Regions from separate parts of the Homo sapiens genome. Here region 2 is linked to region 1. The links are chromatin loops, found by intact Hi-C in ENCODE. Cell type or tissue: GM12878. All regions are shown on one strand. Links, peaks and the distances in the headings refer to the core of each region. The heading gives the core; the rest is flanking DNA.

Region 1 (10,590 bases), core at 2,811-5,310:
TTAATTGCATTTTATTAGAGTTGTGTGTTATTGATAGAGGTTAAGAGAGGGCCAGGTAAGCTTGATGGTGTATGTATTGATTGTCTTAACCTCCCTGAGCTCTAGATTTAACTTTTAGTCTTTTTTTATTGGACAGCTATTGGACAGCTTCACATTTTCTAGGAAACTCAAATTCTATATGATGTCTGAATCTTCTCCAAATTAGAAGGACAAAATCTGTAATGGTCAATATGTATCAATTAAACTCTTCAGAATATGTGAGGTGATAATAATTACCATTTATTGAGTTCCATAGGCCAGGAACTAAATGCTATTTTTGTTGTTGTTTTTTTGAGATGGAGTATCACTCTTATCACCCAGGCTGGAGTGCAGTGGCATGTTCTCGGCTCACTGCAACCTCCGCCTCCCAGGTTCAAGCGATTCTCCTGCCTTAGCCTCCCAAGTAGCTGGGATTGCAGGCGTGCGCCACCATGCCTGGCTAATTTTTGTATTTTTAGTAGAGACAGGGTTTCACCATGTTGGCCAGGCTGGTCTTGAACTCCTGACCTCAGGTGATCCACCTGCCTCAGCCTCCCAAAGTGCTGGGGTTACAGGTGTGAGCCACTGTGCTCAGCCCCTAAATGCTTTACAGTACAGAGATGCTATATTAGATTGTCTACTTTTGGGAGGAAGGGCAGGAGAAGGGGAGATCCTCTTATGAGGAAACACTCCAAGATTACATCCCTGTTATCTTTCCTCCAAATAGTTTCTGATAAGTTATTTGTTTAAAAATTATGTTTTAATTAGAATTTGATGGCTTTTTAAAAACTTTTACTGACACCCAACATGTTTGTTTTTGTAGGAGCTGACTAAGGCTTTGGAACAGAAACCAGATGATACACAATATTATTGTCAAAGAGCTTATTGTCACATTCTTCTTGGGAATTACTGTGGTAGTTTTTCTTATAAAGTATATTGTCCCTTTTTAATAAGTTACTTATACATTTTACCCATGGCCAATTAATCAAATAAAATAAAGGTTGTCTTTGAGGATTTTTAAATTGGTCTTTCATACAAGGTAAAGTAGCTCAAGTGTGACAGACATGTTGAACAACACCTATTTAAATTTTATGGATGTCTCTTTTTCCTCAGTGGGTGGATAATGTATATAGATTTCATTCGTAGTTATTGGGTAGGCTGATAAAGAATTAGTATCATATTTACTATTTGACAGAGTATTAAAATGAAATGCTCTTCTTTGTATTTTTTTTTTTATAAAAAAGAATGTGGCCAGGCATGGTGGCTCACTCCTATAATCCCAGCACTTTGGGAGGCCAAAGCAGGAGGATCATATGAACCCAGGAGTTCGAGTCCAGCCTGGACAACAGAGCAAGACCCTATCTATACTAAAAAAAAAATGTATTTCTGTATTGTGTAACTTTAAAAATTATTCTGATGAAGAATCTGGATAGGGAAAAACTGAAGACTTTTTTTTTTAGACGAATTTTTGCTCTTGTTGCCTAGGCTGGAGTGCAGTGGCATGATCTCAGCTCACTGCACTCTCTGCCTTCCAGGTTCAAGCGATTCTCCTGCCTCAGCCTCCCAGGTAGCTGGGACTACAAGCACATGCCACCATGCCCGGCTAATTCTGTATTTTTAGCAGAGACGGGGTTTCACCATGTTGGCCAGGCTGGTCTCAAACTCCTGACCACAGGTGATCTGCCCACCTTGGCCTCCCAGAGTGCTGGGATTACAGGTGTGAGCCACTGCACCTGGCCAAATTACATAGATGATGCTAATGAGAAAAGGAGATGAATTTTGTGACACAGTTGTATTCATTGACTGAAGAGCTTTAGGAAGGAAGCTAAATGTTCAGCCAAAAGGAAGGTACAAGAGTAACATTTATTTGAATTCTGTCTTGGATTAGCTTTTCCAAATTTAAAACCATCTGGCATTTCTACCAACTTGAAAACTTAGAAATCTAAAACTGATCCATATTCTGTTTGTATTTGCTAGAATCTGTAAATAACTGATGAAAAACCCATCTTTTTCTTTCTTTCTTTTTTTTTTTTTTGAGACGGAGTCTTGCTCTGTCACCCAGACTGGAGTGCAGTGGCACAATCTTGGCTCACTGCAACCTCTGCCTCCCAGGTTCAAGTAATTCTCCTGCCTCAGCCTCCTGAGTAGCTGGGACTACAGGCGCGTGCCACCATGCCCGGCTAATTTTTTGTATTTTTTTTTTAGTAGAGACGGGGTTTCACCATGTTAGCCAGACTAGTCTCGATCTGCTGACCTCGTGATCCACCTGCCTTGGCCTCCCAAAGTGCTGGGATTACAGGCATGAGCCACCATGCCTGGCCAAAAACCCATCTTTTTCTACATAGTTGCTGTTGCTGATGTAAAGAAGTCTCGTGAACTCAATCCAAATAATTCCACTGCTGTGCTGAGAAAAGGGTATGCAATAGCTACTCTTTTTGTTGAGCTTGGACTGTAAATAATAGATGTTTAATTTGTTGAATGAGTTCATTGTAAGCTTTATAAGTAGTAAAATTATTTATACATATTATAGCAGAGATATGATTCAATTTTAAATATAAAGTTATAGTTCTATTATTTTGTTAACCATAATATGTGATAGGAGATCTATACTTAATATATTTTAAAATAGTGATGATTGAAATAACTGCAGGGTATAGATGAAACTGATGCATTTCACATTCCTTTTTTGTTTATCATTTGGAATTTACTCTATTTAACTGACTGGTGAACATCCTATTATTCAACCAAGCTGAATAGGCTACATTTAATGCTATGAAAGCTCTGTATCTATGTGCTTTATATCCCATCTTGTTTCTGTTGATAAGTGTAACTTTATTCTTTAAGTAAGAAACTGCTTTAATTCCTTTGTATAATTATATTTTGGAATAAGCAAGTATGTATAATTAAAGTGAAATTCCTTCTGAAGTAAGTTCTAAAATTGAATTTTACTGGAAATTATACTAGATGTTAACAGTATTTTAGAAAGTCTCTTGGCTTACTAACATATGCTTAAAATAAATTTTTTCTTTCAACAATAGAAAATACTAAATGTTTTTATTTAGAAAGAAGGCTATTTTCCAGATCTTGTGTGTGTGTTAATTTGTTTTAAATATGTTCATGCAGGATATGTGAATACCATTAAAAAAAACTATGCTGCTTCTCTAGAAACTTTTATAGAAGGACAAAAATTAGATAGTAAGAATTAAATTGTAGTTTTATAAACTTATCCATTTCTGTCTGAAATACCAAAGCTGAATTTTGTTAATGTTAATCTCAAGTTAATTACAGAAACCCAATACCTATTTTTCTCATCTTAATTACACTTCATATTGATTGCAGATATGGGATCACTTAAAATTGGTTAAATCAGCCTTTTAGCATTTAAACCACAGATAAACTTACCATTAGAAGTAAAAAGCCATATGGAAACACTTAACATGCTCTCTCTATTTAGTCTGGCTTTGTTTTTTTCTAATGGAGAAATGAAAATTTAATTTGCTTTCTTGGTCAGAAGTCTGTTCATTTTAAGTTATTCAGAATGCTGAGATGGGAAATCTTAACACTTATAGAGAAGTGAAGTGTATAGTTTGATAAATTATGAGAGGGTACAGAAGAAACACAGAGTTTTGAGAGTATTGTGAGTTTTTAATGTTATATTTTTTAGGGGAATATATGAAGATTATCACAGCAGTGTAGATATCTAGACATATATAGAAATTGTGAGAGCAAGAATTTTAAAATTGGAAAAATACTAAGATAGAGGTTGTGAGTAATCCCAGAAAATTGTAGACTACATAATCCTACTTGTACTATTATTTTATCTTTATGTTATGATAGAATTTTATCACAATTCTCTAAAGCAGTGGTTCTTAACTGGAAACAATTTTGTTTCCCAGGAAACTTTAGGCAATGTTTGAAAGATTTTTGGTTATCATGAATGTTGGATAGGGGATGAGCTACTGACATGTAATGAATATAAACCAGGGGTGCTACTAAATATCCTATAATGCCCAGGACAGTGCTGCCCAACAGAGAAGTATCTAGTTCAAAGTGTCAGTAGTGCTGAGTTAAGAAACTCTGCTCTTACATATTATCTGTTAAATTCTTACTCTGTACTGCTTTAAAGGTTTGCTTTTCTGCTGTATACCTGTTCAAAAAAGGATTTTAGGCCTCATTACACAAATGGAAGCTACAAATTAGGAAAGGAAAGGTCTGGGTGATAGGACTTATTCTCAAATTTGCTTATCCCAGTTTCAGTTTTGGCATGTGAATAATAGGGCTATTCAGTCAGCAAGACAGCATATCTACACTCTTAGCAAATTCTAGAGTCAGGTTATCTAGTGCCTTGATACATATTTGAAAACCCTGAAAAAACATGAGTCATACCATTCTCTACATTTTCTTTTTTCTTTTTCTTTTTTTTGAGACAAGGTGTCACTCTTGCCCAGGCTGGAGTACAATAGTGCGAACTTGGGTCATTGCAACCTCCTCCTCCTGGGTTCAGGTGATCCACCCACCCCAGCCTCCCAAGTAACTGGGGCTACAGGCACGTGCCACCACATCTGACTAATTTTTGCTTTTTTTTTTTTTTTTTTTTTTTTGCAGAGACAGGGTTTTGCCATGTTGTAAAGCCTGGTCTTGAACTCCTGGGCTCAAGCGATCTGCCTGCCTCGGCCTCCCAAAGTGTTGGAGTTACAGGCGTGAGCCATTGTGCCTGGCCTCATCCTCTGCATGTCTAGGCCCTACTACTTTTAAGAGCAATAGAAAAGTTTCCTGCCTAAATTCCTTTCTTTTTTTTCTTTTTTTGGGGGCTGGGGGCACAGAGTCTTGCTCTGTCACCCAGGCTTGAGTGCAATGGCACCATCATAGTTCACTGCAGCCTTGAATTCCAGGGCTCAAGCCATCCTTCTGCCTCTGCCTCCTGAGTAGCTGGGACTACAGGCATGTGTCACCACACTGAGCTAATTCGTTAAATATTTTTTTGTAGAGATGAGGTCTTGCTACATTACCCAGACTGGTCTCTGAACTCCTGGCCTCAAGTGATCCTACTGCCTTGGCCTCCCAAAATGCTGGCATTACAGACAGGAGCCACTGCATCTGGCCCCTAAATGCTTTTCTTGAATGAATAATTTCTTTTTCTTTCTTTCTTTCTTTCTTTTCTTCCTTCCTTCCTTCCTTCCTTCCTTCCTTCCTTCCTTCCTTTCTTTCTTTCTTGTCTTTCTCTCTTTCTCTCTCTCTCTCTTTCTCTCTCCTTCCTTCCTTCCCTTTCTCTTTCTTTTTTCTTTATTTCTTTCCACGGAGTCTCGCCCAGCCTGGAGTGCAATGGTGCGATCTCAGCTCACTGCAACCTCTGCCTCCTGGGTTCAAGTGATTCTCCTGCCTCAGCCTCCCAAGTAGCTGGGATTACAGGTGCATGCCACCACACCCGGCTAATTTTTTATATCTTTAGTAGAGACAGGGTTTCACCACATTGGTCAGGCTGGTCTTGAACTCCTGACCTTGTGATCCGCCCGCCTCAGCCTTCCAAAGTGCTGAGATTACAGACATGAGCCACTGTGCCCACCCGAATAATATCTTAATATCATGCCATTGACATTTATTCTCTAATTATTTCAGAGGTGGCCTTCAGAAGAAGGCCTCCTTGGTAAAATTGCTATTAAGGATATTTCACTGAAAAACAAATTTATCTATAAATTTAAATCCAGGAAAAATTTAAGTTAAACTTTTATGCTTCTATTTTTATCAGACAGGGTAAAACATTTATAACTCAGAATATTACCTTTTCCCCTCTCTGTGTGATAGATTGCTTGGTTTTAGTTACTGATTATTTAAAATAATAAGTTATTCAAAGCTAGGATTTTGATGTAATAGTTCTTCTCTAGAATATGGTGTGTGTGAGAGTGTATTTACATTTTTTATTAAGGCCCATGTAGTTATATTTCTTTTATAAATTAGTAAATTAGAAAATTTTGTTTTAAGAAATTTTTAATTTAAAATTTCCAGATTGCTCTTGCCTGCAGTTACATATTTTACTATGCACTGTGTTTAAATGTAGTCATTGTTCTGTGTCCCCAGAAATGAAAAATTTGTTTATGGATACATTTACACTATTATCTGTAAGCATAAAATTTATCACCTGTAGCCTCTCAACTGCCCTGTAACTTGGAGATATGACAAAACTTCACAGAATTTAAAGATGCTTCTCGGTGTTGGTAGGAAAGGCATGGTAACAGATAAAGCCACTGAGAGAATAGTAGACTGAATAGGTAGCTGCATTGAAGAGCAAGCTGGGGCTGGGAAAGGCTTAGGGACCTCAACTCAGCTCTCAGTTACCAAGCCTCCTCCCCAACCTAACTAATGGCATATTGGGAGTCTGATTTAGTTCTGACTTTGTTGTGTGTATGAGGAAGCTTCTCTAAGGGCAAAGGGGTTGAGGGAAATTTGCATTATTTATATCTGTGAAATTAGTAAGGTTGACTATAGTTAAAATTAATTTAAAAAAATCAAAATGTTTCAGGATGAACAACTAAATGTTAAACTGTTGGTATATTCATAGCTATAACAGAGTTTGCAATTAAGTTCTGTTAAGACAGGTTTTATTCACTGCTGACTCCCCAGTGCCAAGAACAGTGCCTGGGATGCAGTAGGTATTTAATAATTATTTGTTGATTAATAGGTTGTGCAGATGAGTGATGTGATAGTTTTTTTCTTTCTAGGTGCAGATTTTAATTTCAGTGACTGAATTAAAAGGTGTCAAGAAGCTCAGAATGGTATGTAGGTCTCCCATGGTATTTCAATTTAAAAAGAAGTAAGCACTTGAAATTTTTTGGTTTAAGCAAATTTGTTTTTACCTTTATAATTTATTTTAAATAATACATGTTTCCTTAAATATAGACTTCCAAAAATACACTGGTTTTGCCTAGCTTCTTATGTTGAAAAGGAGATTTGGGTGGATTTGCTTGTATGGCATATCAGTAAGAAATTACTAAGGAGTCTAGGCTGGGCATGGTGGCTCACACCTGTAATCCCAGCACTTTGGGAGGCTAAGGTGGGCGGATCACGAGGTCAGGAGATCAAGACCATCCTGGCCAACATGGTGAAACCCCATCTCTACTAAAAAAATAGGTGGGCGTGGTGGTGCATGCCTGTAGTCCCAGGTACATGGGAGGCTGAGGCAGGAGAATGGCTTGAACCCAGGAGGCGGAGGTTGCAGTGAGCCGAGATCATGCCACTGCACTCCAGCCTGGGTGACAGAATGAGACTCCGGCACAAAAAAAGAAATCACTAAGGAGTCTAAAATGAATGCAGGAGGCAAAATGAAACCACTTTTCTTTAGTTGAAAGGTATGGAGAATTGGCTTGCTTAATCAGTATGTTTGTGCAATAAAAATCATATAAATACCTTTGCCTATAAATGTATTGTTACCTGAAAATGCTTCCTTTTTATGTTTTAGTAGGCCCAGAATCTGAGATGTTAAGTCCAGAGTTTTCATTCTTCATGTTTTTATTTACTTATATTAAATTTCAAGTACCAAATCAGGACTCAGGAAGAGCTCTCTGTCAGTTAAATATTAAGCAATTCCATTTAAGTACTGGTTCCTCTAGGAAGTGAAATAAAATCATTTTTTGATAAATATAGAAGTTTCTAGTCATGAAACTTATTGGGCTATTTCAATGAATTGTGTGGTTAAAATTGATTTGGTATGTTTTAGTATGAACAAAATGATTATTTATCTGTTCCTTACTAAAACCTAAATAAATTACATTTATTTAGGTCCAACAGTTTGAGTCACTTGTAGGGCTTTTTATGATAGGCTAAGACAAAAGTTAAGGAAAATTGGAAATGTTTATCCCTAATTCAGTGTAATGTTTATTGTTTTGGACATGAAGACCTTTGAGTCTGTTCAATTATTAAAAATTATGGTAGAATTGAATAAAAGTAACTTTTAATTTTTTTTTTTAAGACATGGTCTTGCTTTGTTACACAGGCTAGAGTGCAGTGGTGCCATCATAGCTCACTGCAGCCTCAAACTCCTGGACTCAAGCAGTCTTCCTACCTCAGCCTCCCAAGTAGCTGGGACTACAGGTGCATGTCACCCCACCAAGCCTGCTAATATATATTCTATTTCTTTAAAACACTTTTTAGGCTGGGTGCAGTGACTTACACCTGTAATCCCAACACTTTGGGAGGCTGACACAGGTGGATCAGTTGAGGTCAGGAGTTCAAGACCAGCCTGGCCAATATAGTGAAAACCCTGTCTCTACTAAAAATACAAAAATTAGCCAGGTGTGGTGGTGGGTGCCTGTAATCCCAGCTACTCAGGAAGTTGAGGTGGGAGAATCCCTGAAGCCTGGGAAGTGGAGGTTGCAGTGATCTAAAATCATGCCACTGCACTCTAGTCTGGGCAACAGAGCAAGACTCCATCTCAAAAAAAAAAAAAAAGTACAAACTACTATAAAGACAAATCTGCTTTTTTTGTTTTGTTTTTTAATTAAGCTGAATTTTATGTTACTTTATTATGAGGGAACAATGAATAATTTAAATTACAGTTTAAGTAAGTTTTAGATTCCTTTATATTTTCAAAATGAAATAAAAGATATACAATAGAATTAATATTCAGATAATATTTAACTATCACTCAAAATATGTAGATAATAGCCAGGCACAGTGGCTCATGCCTGTAATCCCAGCACTTTGGGAGACCGAGTTGGGTGGATCACCTGAGGTCAGGAGTTAGAGACCAGCCTACCCAACATGGTGAAACCCCATCTCTACTAAAAATATAAGAATTAGCTGGGCGTGGTGGTGTGTACCTGTAATCCCAGCTACTCGGGAGGCTGAAGCAGAAGAATCACTTGAGCCCGGGAGACAGAGGTTGCAGTGAGCCGAGATCATGCCAGTGCACTCCAGCCTGGGTAACAGAGTGAGACTCTGCCTCAATTAAAAAAAAAATGTAGATAATAGTTTAGTAAGAAAAGTAGTGAACTGAAAACCAAGAAATCTGACTCTGGATCTTTGCTTGCCCCGTGAATTTAGTCTAGGCACAAAATGACTATGACTAAATTTTCAGTACCTTTGAAAGGAAGTCCGTGGACCAAATGAGCTCTGGAGTCCTTTCAGCTGTAAAATTATATGAAGGTATAATGATAAATCAGTTAATGAGAATAAATGGTATAGGTAGGCTTTTTCCATTACTACTCCTTTTTTGTGTTTTATTTATTTATTTATTTTTGAGACAGAGTCTTGCTCTGTTGTCCAGGCTGGAGTACAGTGGTGCAACCCCAGCTCACTGCAACCTCTACCTCCTGGGATCAAGAAATTCTCCTGCCTCAGCCTTCTGAGTAGCTGGGGCTACAGGAGCCCACCACCATGCCCGGCTGATTTATATATTTTTAGCAGAGATGGGATTTCACCATTGTTGGCCAGGCTGGTCTCAAACTCCTGACCTAAAGTGATCCACTTGCCTTGGCCTCCCAAAGCGCTGGGATTACAGGTGTGGACCACGGCGCTTGGCCAGTACTCCTTCTTTATACAAAGTCATGTAGCATACTGTGTTACTATTTATTAACTTGAAGTTCTAAGGACATGTGAAATTTCCTATTGTGGAATAGGATCAGGTTGGTCTGTGTCATGGAGAATGGTAACTGGGCCTTCAGAAAGGAGACAGGTTCAGAGGGTTGGAGCAGGAAGTGCAAAGTGAAGTAGTTTTTTGCATCTAGCTAAAAAGGATCTGCCTATTTATTTATTTAAAGATTGTCAATAACAGAGCTGGTTAATTATGAGGCAGATTTATGAACTAGCTCTTGGGACAATAGAAAGTGAGAAAAGAGATGAAATCTTATCAAGATTTTTTTTTTTTTTTTGAGACAGAGTTTTGTTCTTGTTGCCCAGGCTGGAGTACAGTGGCACGATCTCAGCTCACTGCAACCTCCACCTCCCGGGTTCAAGCAGTTCTCCTGCCTCAGCCTCCTGAGTAGCTGGGGTTATGGGCACATGCCACCACGCCTGGCTAATTTTTGTATTTTTAGTAGAGATGGGGTTTCACCATGTTGGCCAGGCTGGTCTCAAACTCCTGACCTTAGGTGATCCACCCACCTTGGCCTCCCAAAGTGCTGAAATTATAGGCATGAGCCACGATGCTCGGCCCTTATCAGGATTTTGGTCTGTCCCTGGTCCTATCCACATAGTGTAGAATTTGCTTAATAAAATAATTTTGAGTAATTAAGCACAAAACTCTAGGTAGATTTGAAAGGGATATAGTTCTGAAAGTTATGAATTTGATTTTTTTGGTTTATGTCTATCAAGAGATTGCTAATGCAGGTCCATTTGAAGTAAATTACATTGTGAATAAATGATAAATGACTTAAGAACTTGTATTACTGAGCCATCTCATATACTGGTGGAAGAATAGCATGTGTGGTAAATACATAGATCTGTGTGGCTAGAGTTGAGGATGTAATTAAGCACTCTCATCTCTCATTCTTTTTTCTGTTTTGAATTTGCATTTGTTGATTTTAACCATTCTTCAATCCTACTTACTATGTTCTCAATTTGCCTTTTCTTCCCCTTTCC
Region 2 (10,590 bases), core at 6,683-9,182, 96 kb after region 1:
AGCAAGACTCGGTCTCAAAAAAAAAAAAAAAAGAATCAGTATGAGTTAGTGATGTGTTGCTGGAGCCAACTGAGACACAAAAAAAGGGGCTGAGGTTCTATTCATGGTAAGGTTCTTTTTTTGTTTCTTCAAGCTCTAACAAGGGTACCCAACTGCATGGCTTTTCAGTTAGCCCCAATATAAAAATGCAATAATTTTTTTTTCTATTCTTAGGCTTAAACCACAAAGAAATGAATTGGATAATCCACATAAACAAAAGACATGGAAAATTTACGCACCAGAATTTGCAGTAGAGATTTTTTTTTTATTAGAAATGACTTACAGTTACGTTGTGGCTGGTATCTGATTAAGTATAGTTCCCCCTTCCCCTTCCGGGAAAGAATTATGTTGTTTCCAACCCCTGCCACATAGTTATATGTTCTAAATCTTCCTTGATGATATATCTATATTTATATATGTTTACATATATATAAAACATGTTTACATATGTTTACATATGTTCTTGATAAATCTATTAAGTAGATATAGATAAAATGTCAGGATTTTTTTTTCTTTTTTGAAGGCATATGCTTCATAGTTTCCATCTTGTATTTATATAAATTTGGAACACAGTATGCAGGAACATTAGGCATCATTTTGAAGAACTTTGAAATAGAACTTTCATATCAAAATAATTGAGGTATTTAAAAATTGTGATTCCCCAACACCCACTTACTTACATACTTTTGGTCAAGTATTTATTCCCTGCTTTGTTTCACATATGTAATTTCAGATTTATTAGAAAGCTAATTTATATTTTTTTCTTCTACTTCATTTACAAACTGTTAACAGATTGGCAGCAAAGACTAAGTTTTAAACCCAGAAGAGAGAAATGTTTCACACGAGCAGTCCCCCAATTCCCAACGCACACTCTTCTCTCATTCCAAGCACTAAATGGGTAGCTTACTTAACAAGCTTCCTTTAATTACACACAGACATGGGTGTTGGGGTAAGAAGACCGTGGTAAATATGGAGGATAAATAATCTTCAGTAACTTCTGCTTTTGCATAAAATTGTAAGTGAATCAAAAGAAATATTTATTCTTAGAGTAATCTAGGTGTATTATTTTGAAATCCGCTACTCCTGCTCACAACCAACTTCACCTAAGCCTGGGGGAACTCTGAAGGGAGGTAATCTTTTCATTATAAACACTGGTTAGCCTTATGTCTATGGGAAATCATTATTATTTCCTCTTTGGTGCTGGGTGCTAGTTTTTTAAAACAAATTTTTTATTTTATTTTTTTTTTTTTTGAGACAGGGTCTCACTCTGGTTGTCGAGACTGGAGTGCAGTGGTGTGATGTTGGTTCACTGCAGCCTCGACCTCCCAGGCTGAGGTGATTCTCCCACCTCCAGCCTCCCGAGTAGCTGGGACTATAGGCGCACGCCACCACACCTGGATAATTTTTTTGTATTTTTAGAGATGAAGTTTTGACATGTTGCCCAGGTTGGTCTCGAATTCCTGAACTCAAGCAATCTGCCTGCCTCAGCCTCCCAAAGTGTTGGGGTTACAGGCATGAACCACCATGCCCAGCCCGTGGGTGTTACTTTATTCAAAGTACCTTCATTGCCACTGTATCTTCAGGCCATGATTGTCCTTGAAAAATGTTATATTTTGGCTTCATAGAAATTATTCTTATTCGAATGATTTTCCTTTTATTGGCAAGGCTCTCAACAATCTAAACCAAGATGAATTCATCAGGAAATGAAAGGTAGCAACTAATAAGACAAGGGTAACTGCTAAAACACGATATACTATTCCTGAAAAACCTTGCACTCTACAGAAAACACTAAAAAAAGAAGCGGTTCATGAAAATATAGGGTTTGAGAGTTCAAGACAAACCACTCCAGCATAACAACTTTGTAACCAACACACTAACCACTCGGACCACCCACATCAGCAGCTCAATGTCTGGAGGTTGCCATAGGAGCTTTTTTATTTTTGAGTGGAAATAGAATACTTTATGTAAGAGCTGCGGGTACCAGAGTGGCACAGATGAGAGTAGAGCCCCGAGCCATGGTGGGCATGGAAGGCAGCAACCTGCCAGGAGCGAAGAGCTCCATGAGGCTGGTGAGCAGCCTAGCTGCAGGTGATTTTTTCTCCTCTAAATATTCCAAAAAAGGTTCCAACTGCCTGTGCAGCAGCCCAACTAAAGGCTTTTGTTTTTTACTACCGCTAATCTGGTTCCCCCTTTGAAAAAAAGATCATACAACATGCTTTCAAATTCCCTTCATGTTATGATTATTAATATTATACCCTGCCATCCATATTACAGAAACATGTATAGGCACAACATAGGACTATTTCGTTTAAAATTCACACAGCAGTAATCTACAGAGGGCAGATTATGTCCTGGGTTTAGGTGAATAGGGAGGAAAATACTTAGCTGGCTCAGGGAAGAGTAAGATCTGTCTTTTTCAATACTAGCAATACAGGAAGGAAGGAAACCCCCTTTTTCATTTTAAGAATTTCACTTTTTGAAATAAGGAGGTTACCATTAATGTTTCTCTTCCCCAAACCTCCAAGACCCACCAAAATTTCTGGAAATTATGAGTTGTTACACTATTCTGCTTTTGCTTATTCAAAGAAAACTTGTTTAAGACCTCTTTGGGCATTGCTTTCTCAGAATGCAAAATGAATGATTATTTGAACAACTCAAGAAACTTATATCAGAATGATACTCATGTTTTAAAACTAACTTCAATTTTAAATATGGGGGTATGTGTGCAAGTTTGTCACATCAGTATATTGCACCCTGGTAGTAAGCATAGTACCCAATAGGTAGTTTTTCAACCTGCACCCCTCTCCCTCCATCCCCCTCTAGTAGTCCACAATGTCTGTTGTTCACATCTTTATGTCCAAGAGTACCTGTTGTTTAGCTCTCATAAGTGAGAACACGTGGTATTTGGTTTTCTGTCCCTTTATTAATTTGCTTAGGATAATGGCCTCCAGCTCCATCTGTGTTGCTGCAAAAGACATGATTTCACACATTTTTATGGCTGCATAGAATTCCATCGTTTGTATGTACCATTTTCTCTATCCAGCCCACCACTGATGGGCACCTAGGTTGATTCCATATCTTTGCTATTGTGAATAGCACAGCTCCCATATCTTTGCTATTGTAAATAGCACATTGTGCGTGTCTTTTGGTAGAATGATCTTTTTTCCATTGGGCATATACCCAATAATGGGATTACTGGGTCAAATAGTAGCTCTGTTTTAAGTTATTTGAGAAATCTCCAGACTGCTTTCCACAGTGGCTGAACTAATTTACATGCCCACCAACAGTGTATAAACATTCCCTTTTCTCTGCAGCCTTGCCAGCATCTGTCGTTTTTGACTTTTTATTAATAGCCATTCTGACTAGGTGAGAGGGTATCTCATTGTGGTTTTGATTTGCGCTTCTCTGACCATTAGTGATGTGAAGCATTTTTTCATATGTTCATTGGTCACTTGCATGTCTTCTTTTCGGAAGTGTGTGTTCAGGTACTTTCCCCATTTTTTAATGGGGTTATTTGGTTTCTGCGTGTTGATTTTCTGTAAATTCCTTATAGATTCTGGATATTAGACCTTTGATGCATAGTTTGCAAATGTTTTCTCCTGTTCCGTAGGTTGTCTGTTTACTCTGTCAATCATTGCTCTTGCTGTGCAGAAACTCTTTAAGTTTTTTTAGGTCCCACTTGTCAATCTTTGTTTTTATTGCAATTGCTTTTGGGGACTTAGTTAAAAATTCTTTGCCAAGGCCAATGTCAAGAAGGGTATTTTTGAGGTTTTCTTCTAGGATTTTTATCATTTGAGGTCTTAAATTTAAATCTTTAATCTATCTCCAGTTAATTTTTGTATATGATGAAAGGTATGGGTCCAGTATCATTATTCTGCATATAGCTAGCCAGTTACTCCAGCACCATTTATTGAATAGGGAGTCCTTCCCCCATTGCTTGTTTTTGTCAGCCTTGTCAAAGATCATATGGTTGTAAGTGTAAGGCTTTATTCTGGGTTTTCTATTCTGTTCCATTGGTCTGTGTGTCTGCTTTTGTACCAGTACCATGCTGTTTTGGCTACTATAGCATTTTAGTTTGAAGCCTCTGGCTTTGCCCTTTTTGCTCAGATCTACTTTGGCTATTCAGGCTCTCTTTTGGTTTCATATGAATTTTAGAATACATTTTGCTAATTCTGTGAAGAATGGCATTGGTAGTTTGATAGAAATAGCACTGAATCTGTAAACTGCTTTGGGTAGTATGGCCATTTGAATGATACTGATTCTTCCAATCCATGAGCATGGAATGTTTTTCTATTTAATTGTGTTATCTCTGATTTCTTTCAGCAGTGTTTTGTGGTTCTTGTAGAGATCCTTCACATCCTTTGTTAGCTGTACTCCTAGGTATTACATTTTCTTTACGGCTATTGTAAATGGGATTCTGTTCTTGATCTGACTTTCAACCTGGACATTATTGGTGTACAGAAATGCTGTTTTTGTACATTGATTTTTTATCCTGAAACTCTGCTAAAGTTGTTTATCAGTTCTAGTAGCCTTTTGGCAGAGTCTTCAGGGTTTTCTGGATATAGAATCATATCATCAGCAAAGAGAGATAGTTAGACTCTTTCTTTTTCCTATTTGGATGCCTTTCTTTCTTTCTCCTGCCTGAGTGCTCTGGGTAGGACTTCCAGTACTATGCTGAATAGGATTGGGGAGAGAGGGCATGATTGCCTTGTTCCATGTCTCATGGGATTGGTTCCAGCTTTTGCCCATGCAGTAGTTTGGTGGCTGTGGGTTTGTCATAGATGGCTCTTATTATTTTGAGGTATGTTCCTTTGATACCTAATCTGTTGAGGTGTTTAATGTGAAGGGATATTGGATTTTATCAAAAGCTGTTTCTGCATCTATCGAGATGATCATATGGTTTTTGCTTTTAGTTCTGTTTATGTGGTGAATCACATTTATTGATTTGCGTATGTTGAACCAGCCTTGCATCCTTGGACTGAAGCCTTCTTGATTGCGGTGTATTAACTTATTGATGTGCTGCTGGATTCTGTTTCCTAGTATTTTATATAGAATTTTTGTGTCTATGTTCATCAGAGTAATTGGCCTGAAGTTTTCTTTTTGTGTGTGTCTCTGCCAGATTTTGGTATTAGGCTGATGATGGCTTCATAGAATGAGTTAGGGAGGCGCCCCTCATCCTCAATTCTTTGGAATAGTTTCACTAGAACCAGTACCAGTTCTTTGTACATCTGGTAGAATTCAGCTGTGGCTCCATCTGGTCCAGGGCTTTTCCTTGTTGGTAGATTTTTTATTAATGATTTGATTTCAGAAATCAATATTTGTCTATTCAAGGTTTCAATCTCTTTCTGATTCAATCTTGGGAGATTTTATGTTTCCAGGAATTTATCCATTTACTTTTTTTTTTTTTTTTTCGAGATGGAGTCTCACACTGTCACCCAGGCTGGAGTGCAGTGGCGTGATCTCAGCTCACTGCAACCTTTGCCTCCTGGGTAAAAGTGATTCTGCCTCAGCCTCCCAAGTAGCTGGTATTACAGGCGCCCGCCACCACGCCCAGCTAATTTTTCATATTTTTAGTAGAGACGGGGTTTCACTATGTTGGCCAGGCGGGTCTTGAACCCCTGGCCTCGTGATCCACCCACCTAGGGCTCCCAAAGTGCTAGGATTGCAGGCGTGAGCCACCATGCCTGGCCTATCCATTTCCTCTAGATGATCTAATCTGTGTACATAGAGTTGTTTATACTGTTCTCTGAGGATCTTTTGTATTTCTGTGGGATTGATTGTAATGTCATATTTGTTATTTATGACTGTACTTATTTGGCTCTTTGTTTAGCTATCAGCCTATCAATCTTATTTTTTGAAAAACTAATTATTGGTTTCATTGATCTTTTGTGTAGATTTTTGCATCTAGACTCAAAAACAAAACAGCACCTCAAAAAGCACTTCATTTAGTGGTTCTCTAATTTCTCTTCTGCCAGCTTTGGGGTTCATTTATTCTTTTTTTTCTAGTTCCCTTAAATGCAAAGTAGGGATGTTAATTTGAGATATTTCTAACTTCTTGATGAAGGCATTTAGTGCTATAAACTTTCCTCTTAACACTGCTTTAGCTGTATCCCAGAGATTCTGATATGTTGTGTCCCTACTTTCATTAATTTGAATTTTTTTATTTCTGCCTTAATTTAAATGTTCACCCCAGGAGTTATTCAGAAGCAAATTATTTAATTTCCATGTATTTATGTATTTTTGAAAGATCTTCTTGATACTGATTTCTATTTTTGTCGCACTGTGGTCAGTGTGTGTGGTTGGTGTCATATCAAACTTTTTGAATTTAATGAGGCTTGCTTTATGGCCAAACATGGTTGATCTTAGAATATGTTCTGTGTGCACATGAGAATGTTATCTTCTGTGTTTATTGGATAAAGTGTTCTGTAGGTGCCTATCAAGTCCAATTGGTCAACTGTCAAGTGTAAGTACAGAGTTTGTTAGTTTTCTACCTCAGTGATCTGTCTATTGCTGTCCGTGGGGTGTTGAAGTCTCCTGCTATTATTGTGTGGTTCTCTAAATCTTTTTGTAGGCCGAGAAAAACTTGTTTTATGAATTTGGGTGCTCCAGTATTGGGTGTGTACATATTTAGGCTAGGTCTTCTGATTGGACTGTGTCCTTTAACATTCTATAATGCCCTTCTTTGTCCTTAATTTTTATTGGTTAAAAATGTTTCATCTAACATAAGAATAGTGACTCCTGCTCTTTTTTGTTTTCCATTTGCATGATAGATCTTTCTTCATCCCTTTACTTTCAGCCTGTGGATGTCATTAGGAGTGAGGTGGGTTTCTTGAAGACAGCAGATGATTGAGTCTTGTCTTTTGATCCAGCCTGTCACTTTTTGCCTTTTAAGTGGGGAGTTTAGCCCATTTACATTCAGGGTTAGTACTGACATGTGATTTTCATCCTGTCATCATGTTGTTAGCTGGTTGTTTTATCGACTTGTTTGTGTGGTTGCTCTGTGTTGCCTATGAGCTATGTGCTTAAATGTGTTTTTGTGGTAGCAGGTTCTTTCAATTCCACGTTTAGCACTTTCTAAAGGATCTCTTATAAGGCTGGTCTAGTTGAAATGAATTCCCTCAGTGTTTGTTTCTCTGAGCATTTTATTTCTTCATCACTTATGAAGCTTTTTGGTGGGATATGAAATTCTTAATTGGAATTTATTTTCTTTAAGGAGACTGAAAGCAGATTCCCCAATCTCTTCTGGCTTGTAAGGTTTCTGCTGAAAAGTCTGCTGCTAGCCTGATGGGCTTCCCCATGTACATAACCTGGCTCTTCTCTTCTGCTTCTTTTAAGATTTTTTCCTTTTCCATTGACCTTGGTGAATCTGATGACTATGTGCCTTGAAGATGACCATCTTATATAGTACCTATCTTGGGTTCTCTGTATTTCCTGGATTTGCATGTCAACCTTTCTAACAAGATTAGAGAAAGTTACATAAACTGTATCCTCAAATATATTTTCCAAGTTGTTTATTCTCTCTTCTTTTCTCTCAGGAATGCCAATGAGTCATAGACTTGGTCTCTTTACATAATCCACTATTTCTCAGAAGTTTTGCTCATTTTTTTAAATTCTTTTTTTATTTTTGTCTGAGTTGTTTAGAAGAGCGCTGAGATTCTTTCCTCAGCTTGGTCTGTTCTGCTGTTAATACTTCCAATTGTATTATAAAATTCTTATAGTGAATTTTTCAGCTATCGAAGTTCAGTTTGGTTCTTTCTTAAAATGGCTATTTCATCTTTCAGCTCTTGGATCACTTTACTGGAATCCTTGGATTAGTTTTCAGCTTTCTTCTGAATATTGATGAGCCTCCTTGGCATCCAGATCCTGTATTCTACATCTGTCATTTCAGCCATTTCCAACTGGTTAAGAACCACTGCTAGGGAGCTAGTGGACTCATTTGGAGGTAAGGGGACACTCTGGCTCTTTGAATTGCCAGAGTTCTTGTGCTGATTCTTTCTCATCTGAGGGTTGGTATTCTTTTAACTGTGGTGTAAGTTGAGTACAGTCAGTTGGCTGAATTTCTTCATGTTTTCTGAGGGCCAAGGCTCTGTGCATTTGTGGTTGAATTCTTACCTTGGTTTTACAGGAAGGTATATTAGCAAACTATTTTTGTAGTTTGCTACATCTACTGAATTCCAGTAGATGGCGCTTAGGAGTAATGGTCGGTAGACAGATCTTAGCCACTTTGCTCCTTTGGATTTCCTGGTGTTTCTGGCTGTGCTCTGTGGTGCGGTGGGAAGAGAGGTGACCACCTCATCAGGTCCGCTCCTGGGCCCTGGGGGAGCCCCTTCCAACCAATGGCACTGTGCCCGTGTTTCTTTTGTCAGGTGCACTCCCTCAGGCAGAGGCTGAGGTAGGGAGATAGGCCATCCCTTTTCCAGACAGCTGGCCCTGCATAGGGAGGCATGCCCACTGCTGTGGTAGCCCACAGGTTCATGTAACTCAGCACTCTCAGTACTCTGAGAGTGTGGGCTCCTCTCCTGCTCTAGTGCCTGCTACAGATCTCGCCTTGGCACTTCCAAGCTGCCACACTGCAGCCCCAGTGCAAGCTCAGGCTTTTTGTTCCCTCCTCAGCTTAGGGTTGGGGCAGCTGTGCTGCTGGGCCCAAGCTGGGGGCCCTGCCTGAAGAGCAGGGAGGTCAGGCAACTCAACCCGGAAGACAGTCTGGCCTCCTCTCTGTAGAATGCTGACAAAGTAATCAGGCCCTTTGTTCCCTCCCTAGCCTGGGGGAAGCAAGGGCAGGTACTGTGGTGGCAGCAATGGCAGAGGCCTGTCAGTTGTTTCTGGGACCTCCATCCCAGAGAAACACAGAGCCACCACCAACTGATCAGGCAGGAGCTGTGCTGGGGGCCCAAGCCAGGAGGCACCCTGCCCAGTGAGCAGCAGGGCCAGGGACTCGTGGAAAACAGTCTGGGCTGCCTTTCCATATGTCAGCTATAGCAGGCTGGAGGCCCATGACCGCTATTGGGCTTTTTGCTCCCTCTCCAGCCTGAGGGCAGCAGGGGCACAGGCTACGGCAGGGCAGAGGGCCTGTTGGTTACTTCTGGGAGCTCCATCCCAGAGAAATGAGGGCTGTGACTAGCTGGAGTGCTCAGGTAGTGGGTAGCATGGCTGCGATGGAGGCCCAGGCCAGTGGGCCTTGCCTGGCAAGGTGCAGTGGAAGTGAGGCCTGCAATCTGTCCGCTCCTCAGCACCATGGATATGGCCCCTATCCTAGGGGCACACGAGAGAGCCTGGCCTACCTTGTTGGCCGGACTATGGCAGCCGGGGCCATAGCAGCTCAGGGATCCACATTGGCTTGAGCAGTGGCTCTGCCCAGACTCCAAGCAGCTCTCTGTGTCAGTCTAGAACCCCAGGGTGTGTGTGTGTGTGGGTGGGGGGGGGGGGGGGGGAGGGCAGGTGGAGTCATGGAGGATCTCCTGTGCCTGGGGATTGCCAAGGTCCATGGCAGAAGTGTGAGTCCCCAGGAGCCTTCACTCACTCACACTTTCCCTGCTGTAGGGAGCCTCCCCTTGCTCTGCACCAATCCCAGGTGGACAGCTGTCCTTCCTTACTCCCCTATGCTCTCCATGACTCACCACAGCTTCCCTGATGAATCCCAACACAGCCTGCTGGATGATCAACCTGAAGAGCTTGTGTTCACTCACCACTCTGTCTCCTCTTGTGAAGGCTGCGCACACTAGCTGCTTCTAGTCAGCCATCTTGGCACTTCAGATACTTGTTTTCTTAAGTAGAATTTAGTAACTTGGAATGGAATCATCCAAAACTTAAAAGCAGACAGTTTAACTATTTTTTAAAATAGAGGGAAAGAGGTGGAGGGAGAAAGTAATTCTAGTGAGCCAAGTTCCATAACTTCAGAGCATAGAAATATTTTTGTCACCTTACCTATGGTGAAATTATTTTACATGAGGTGTCTTGCTGACAGAAAACAATGCTTGTTGCAATAAAACCACTGCCTTGAAACACTACTATACATAACTCTTTAACATTCCTGACAGTTGTTTCCCAACATGGATGTAAAGAACTTCAATGAAATTCATCAGACTCAAATATTAAGTAAATAATTTAATGATAGAACACTGAAATTTCTTTAGACACAGTATTTTCAAGTTATATTTCTGCCTGGAGTACAGATATGAAATAGCACAAACTGTACTCTGAATTAAGCAAACAGAATGAATAAAAAAAAAATATTCTCCCAACCTAAGTTTCCGTTCCTCATTTCCACTTGCCTCAGACTCTTTCTATTGAACATATCTAGTTAAATCTCTAATGGACGGCCTGTGGGAAGATTTACTGCCAACAGGGATGACTGACTTCTTTCCGGACACTGAGCAGGGGACTGTGGGCTCTGAAGCAGTTTACTTCCTGTGGAAAGCCAGTCCCATTTCTATTTTACTTCGATCCAGGCCTATTCAGATAAAGCACCACTCAGTAGCTACTGACCATTTAAGTATGGAGAGAAAAGCAAAGTAGAAAAATGGTTTTCACTTAAAGAAAAAGCAAATGGAA

The links. Peaks named below come from ENCODE experiments on the same cell type or tissue, not always from the same donor. Only the 100,000 strongest peaks of a DNase experiment are listed, where the experiment ranks them.
Region 2: it touches region 1 in a loop (2.1-fold over the local background); 1 of 110 quality-filtered maps calls a loop at or near these places.

The regions. Positions count from the first base shown.
Region 1 is chr13:40,904,357-40,914,946 of GRCh38, reverse strand. It overlaps the pseudogene TPTE2P5 and the pseudogene SUGT1P3. Among named protein-coding and RNA genes, the nearest start is that of MIR621, 99 kb to the right of the region's middle. RefSeq lists an enhancer at 2,758-3,465. In GM12878, for the core only: no CTCF peak of the experiment used is centred there; a DNase peak (open chromatin) is centred at 4,296.
Region 2 is chr13:40,811,999-40,822,588 of GRCh38, reverse strand. It overlaps SLC25A15 (solute carrier family 25 member 15), which reads right to left. Exons shown (of 7, transcript NM_014252.4): 7 at 10,129-10,590. It also overlaps the pseudogene TPTE2P5. Among named protein-coding and RNA genes, the nearest start is that of MIR621, 6.5 kb to the right of the region's middle. In GM12878, for the core only: a CTCF peak has its summit at 8,204 (motif pointing right); no DNase peak of the experiment used is centred there.